Regions from separate parts of the Homo sapiens genome. Here region 2 is linked to region 1. Evidence: read pairs that join two places in POLR2A ChIA-PET (ENCODE). Cell type or tissue: PC-9. All regions are shown on one strand.

What was found. ChIA-PET counts read pairs that join two places held together with the same protein. Peaks named below come from ENCODE experiments on the same cell type or tissue, not always from the same donor. Only the 100,000 strongest peaks of a DNase experiment are listed, where the experiment ranks them.
Region 2: POLR2A ChIA-PET joins it to region 1 with 5 read pairs; 2 of 35 experiments call an interaction of 5 or more read pairs at or near these places.

Annotation. Positions count from the first base shown.
Region 1 is chr10:100,509,718-100,512,217 of GRCh38, reverse strand. All of the region lies in intron 3 of SEC31B (SEC31 homolog B, COPII component), which reads left to right. Among named protein-coding and RNA genes, the nearest start is that of SEC31B, 8.9 kb to the left of the region's middle. In PC-9, no CTCF peak of the experiment used is centred here; DNase peaks (open chromatin) are centred at 987 and 1,497.
Region 2 is chr10:100,851,638-100,854,137 of GRCh38, reverse strand. No RefSeq gene overlaps it. Among named protein-coding and RNA genes, the nearest start is that of SLF2, 60 kb to the left of the region's middle. In PC-9, no CTCF peak of the experiment used is centred here; no DNase peak of the experiment used is centred here; H3K27me3 peaks cover 1,184 bases.

The sequences.
Region 1 (2,500 bases):
AGTAACATGGAGAAAGTAGAGGATCTGTCTTCTGTCATTCTACCTTTATCTCAATTCTAGTTACTTGGGGAGCACTGTGTCCTCTCTTTGGGGGCCTTCTGTAAGGGACAACATCAAGCAGAAAAAAATCATTTGTGTACTTCTCTCAGTTTTCCTGTTCTCAAGACTTGCCTTCTTTCTAGAGGCATTAAGATAATAGAGCATGGGTTAGTTGTTGGATAGACCTGAGTTTATATCCCAGCTCTGCTACTTGCTGTCCTCTTGGACACTTTAACTTCTCTGAACCTTTTTTTCCCACTGTAAATTGAGGATTCATAGTAGATGCGTAGGCATTCAGAAAAGTAGCTTTCCTCTCAAACAACCAATGCTCCATTCATTCTCCAGCTTGGAGTACTGCCTTAATCACTCTGTTTGACTTCTAGGGAGGCTTGAGTTTCCCAAGTTATTTTGGCTTGAATGTGGACAAACTCTTTTCACTTTAGTTCACTAACATGAAGCTAGGATTTTTTTTGAAAAGAATCTTACTAAGAAAATGAAATAATCCAAACCAAAGGAATGAATAAATCATGGAAACAATTTATACAGCAGATATTTCTTTCTTTTTTAAAAAAATAGACATAGGGTCTCACTTTATTGACCAGGCTGGCTTCCATCTCCTGGGCACAAGTGATCCTCCTGCCCCAGCCTCCTGAGTAGCTGGGATTATAGGTGTGAGCCACTGTGCCCAGCTAGACCACCCTTTTTGTTTTTCAACTTCTTATTTTTTAAAAATCCAAACTTACAGGAAAGTTGCAGAATAGTACGCACCCACCCATCTCTTGTTCCCGTTTTCATTTGCAGAGTAGAGATGGGAACACTCCCTGAGCACCCTGAACCATCAAGTCTCCTTCCTCACTTAACTCCACCTAGGTGTTAAGCCCATTCGCCCAGGTTTGCTCTCTATCACAACCTATTCAGGCGCCAGCTTTACCCTTGCTAGTGATGTGGTTAACCACAGAAATGTGCTTTCTATATGCATACAGAAAGAAAATCATTTTGTCACACCCTGTATGTGGCAAACTGAAGTAACTGCCACTCTGAAGTAACTGCCCTCTTTTCCAGCCCTTTGGTGACTCCCCCTTGAGGTCTCAGGTACCTTTTACTGTGCTCTGTATGTCATGTGTTCCGACCATGCTGAGGTCGCTGCACCCTCTGCATCTTCATGTGGGTTTTTCACTGCACATACCCTCCGCTGGTTCCTGTGTGACCTACTGTGGGCTTCTCTAGCTACTCAGTTGACATGCCCTCTACCCCTGCTGAGCTCCAGTCCCTGGATGACATGGCAGCCTCTTCAGCCTGTATGGAAAAACATCCTTCTGCTGTATTAAGATCATTGCAACCTTAGAAAACAGCCTTTCTGGCAGTAGCCTCTTAGCTAGCATTGTGTTGGCTCTGCTGTTTTGCTTCAGATGCTGACCTGGTCTGAGCTGGTTCTCCATACTTTGCTTCTGACCAGTTGGCTCTGCTCCAGTGACTGGCCTAACAAGTTCCTGCCTATCACCTACTCAGTTGCTTTGCTGACTGTTCGCAGGGAATATTTCTTTGCAGTTGGAGATCTTGTAACCTCATTTGGCGTGATATCTGGCTTCTCCAAAGGGCTGTGGAAATGTCCTTGGCTAGCAGCTATGAAGTGAGAGACAGACCACCTATGAGGCTTCAGGGATTTCACATGTCTTCCGTAGGGGCTTTGCAGAGGACCCAAACTTGTCTAGAAGGGATCCAGGGATCCAAAGGGATCTTTTTCTCTGGGGCAAGACATTGGCATTATCTTGTTAGAAGCATCCTCAGAAATCCAGAAAAGTATTTCCTGAGTGGGAGTGTATCCTTTCATGCCTCTGTCTCCAGGTCTGGCCCTTTGCAGCCACATGGCCACTCCAGTGGGCCAGCCACATGGGAGAGGCATGGGGTGGGGAGGCCATTGGGTCTTTTCTCATTTCCAGTTTGAGAGTGAATTGTTGGTCTAGGGAGCCTGCTTCTAATAGTTACAGAAGAGTTTGAATCTTTCTCTCAATAGGAGACAGTATTTTATGATGTTAAGAGCTCAGGCTCTGGAATAAGATGGGCCTGACTTTGAACCTTGACCCTGCTACTTCCTAGCATTTATCCTAAAATGGGGATAAAATTACTACCTCTGTGTATAGAAATTTTATAACTTCTTTGTGCCTCAGTTTTCTCAATTGAAAATGGAAATAATAGTAATACTTCATGAGGTTGTTAAATGTTCAGACAGCTAATACACCTAGAGCACTTAAAACAGTGTCTGATACATAGCAAGTATTCAGTCAGTGTAAGTGGTTGCTATTATTACCTGACTATTTGAGTTGTGAGGATTATGTGAAGTAATCTATTTGAAGTATATATCACCAGCCTATATAACCCCAATGTTAACTTAAAAATGTACATATATATGTATATATATACACCTCCACACAACTCAGAGGCAGTGGCTTCCTGGCTTCTG
Region 2 (2,500 bases), 340 kb before region 1:
GATAGGGCCATGGTGAGGGTGAGGGGTTGAGGGGCCCGGGGCACAGAAGCATATGATGGGACAGGGTGCAACAGTACAAGATGGGGGGCTTGCTCTAGGCTCCTGTCCCCTTAGGATAATTCAGGATAACCACCCACCACTGAGCTTTGGGTAGGGGCTGCAGCAGCTGGCAGGGCTCTCTGTCTGGGCAGGAGGGCAGCACCACAGACTCCCCAATTCAGGAGGGCTTCCTGGAGAAGAATCTTGGAAAGAGGAAAGAAAACCCAGCGGGTGGGCACGAGCTGAGCAATGCTTCTCCTATGCCTTCAGCACCTGCCTGGGACAGGGAGGAGAGCATGTGGGGGTCAAGGCAGAGCCTTGTGGGGCATGGTGTGGGCACACATATATGTACCCATGTACTGAGCCCAAAGAACCTATGCATGTCAATAGGAAGACTTACCACTTCCATTAATTTCTGTTTGATGCCTCAAAGAAGATGAAATTGATGTCCCTAATCTCATCTGCTGCCCCTCTATGTACTTTATCCTTACCTATGTACATCATTCATTCATTCGAGATAGTGGAGAGCTGCCCTAGTTCTACTGCAAACTTTTTGACCCCACAAGGTACACCCCTTCCCCTCTCTGGGCCTCAGTTGGCTGCTCTGTAAATGAAAGAGAGGGACCAGGTGGTCAGCCCTGATATGTGATGATGCAGAGATGCTGCCCGTCTTTCTCGACACCTGCAGCCTGCCTGGTGGCTCTGGGTGGATGGAGGGCCTTCTCAGAGCAGGCCCAAGGACCATGTGTTCCATGCTGTGTTGGATTCCTTCAGAACTGCCCACACCTACATCCTAGCGTTCTGGTAGCCAGTTGGCTTTGTGGACCCACATGAAGCTCCTGGGCATCAGAATTACCTGCTTTTTCTCATACGAGCCACAGCAGCCAGGCCTCCCTCACTGTGCACTAGGGCAATTGATTTGTAAAACAAATTCAGGACTTGACATTTATCCCTTAAATTTCATTATGTTAGTTTTGACCCATTATTCCAAGCTGCCTGTGAGGCCCTAATTTTGTCCTCTGCCATTTAACAAGTTTTACATCTTCTGATGATCTGGCGAGCCTGGAGGTCATTAACAAAAATAGGAACTAGGAACAGCTGAGGGTGGAGTCATGCATCAGAATCCTAGAAATTTCCTTTTGAGCTTACACTCATCTACTTTTTCAATACCTTTCTCCATTTTAACTAGTGGTTCTTGGTGAACCTACATTGGTTACTGCTGTGCATAAATGTTCTCTATTTAGTGCCCTTGCATTGTTAATGATGCATTTTCCAGAATGTAGACTCTATGAGGGCAAGAACCACATTTGCCTGGTTCACCACAGGATCTCCAGTGCCTGGCGATCTCTGTCTGAGATATAGACATAGAAGGTAGAGTACAGGCTGGCACGGTGGCTCACACCTGTAGTCCCAGCACTTTGGGACGCCGAGGCGGGTGGATCACCAGAGGTCAGGAGTTCGAGACCAGCCTGGTCAACATGGCGAAACCTCGTCTCTACTAAAAATACAAAAATTAGCCAGATGTGGTGGTGGGCGCCTGTAATCCCAGCTACTCAGGAGGCTGAGGGAGGAGAATTGCTTGAATCTGGTAGGTGGAGGTTGTGGTGAGCCAAGATTGCACCACTGCACCCCAGCCTGGGCAACAGAGTGAGACTCCTTCTCAAAAAAAAAAAAAAAAAAAAGAAGGTACAGAGTACAGGGTCATTGAGAGAATAATTGGCTCCTCTAGAGAAATGAGGATGGCAGTTGTGTTCTCATGGAGTGACTAGGAATGTCTGTGCGTGTGACAGCCCCAGTGCTTGCCTTCTGTTCTCTCACATCAGGCTTTGACAGGAAGTGATGAAGAGGAGAGGGAGATTTGGTGGAAATTTTTAAGCAAGTACTGAGGTACTTCAAGAGAGAAATGTGGTGTGTGTGTGTGTGTGTGTGTGTGTGAACTTTGGGGTCAGGAAGACCTGGATTTGCATTTTGCTTTAGTTATTTATTAGCTGCATGATTGGAGGTGATTGCTTATCATTTCAGAGCTTCGGGTTTTCATCTGTAAAATGGGGCAAATAATATCTAACCCCCCTCAGTTATAAGGATGAAATATAACTAGATGGACGGCGACTGGATGTGGTGGCTTACGCCTGTAATCCCAGCACTTTGGAAGGCCAAGGCAGGAGGAAGACTTGAGGCCAGGAGTTCAGGACCAGCCTGGGCAACATGACGAGACCCCATTTCTAAAAAAAAAAAAAAAAAAAAACAATAAAATAAAAATTTAAAAATAAAATAAAATAAATGATGGAGGAAGCCCCTAGCACGTGGCTTGGCATTGTGCCTAGGAATGATAGTCTCACCCTCTTTGCCCCCTCCCTCTTCCTTATGTGGACTGAAACTCTCAGGGAGAAAGAGAGGGAGCATGAGGAATGTTATTTGTGCTCCAAAGTATCTCTGTACAATTACGAAGATACTGTAAAGC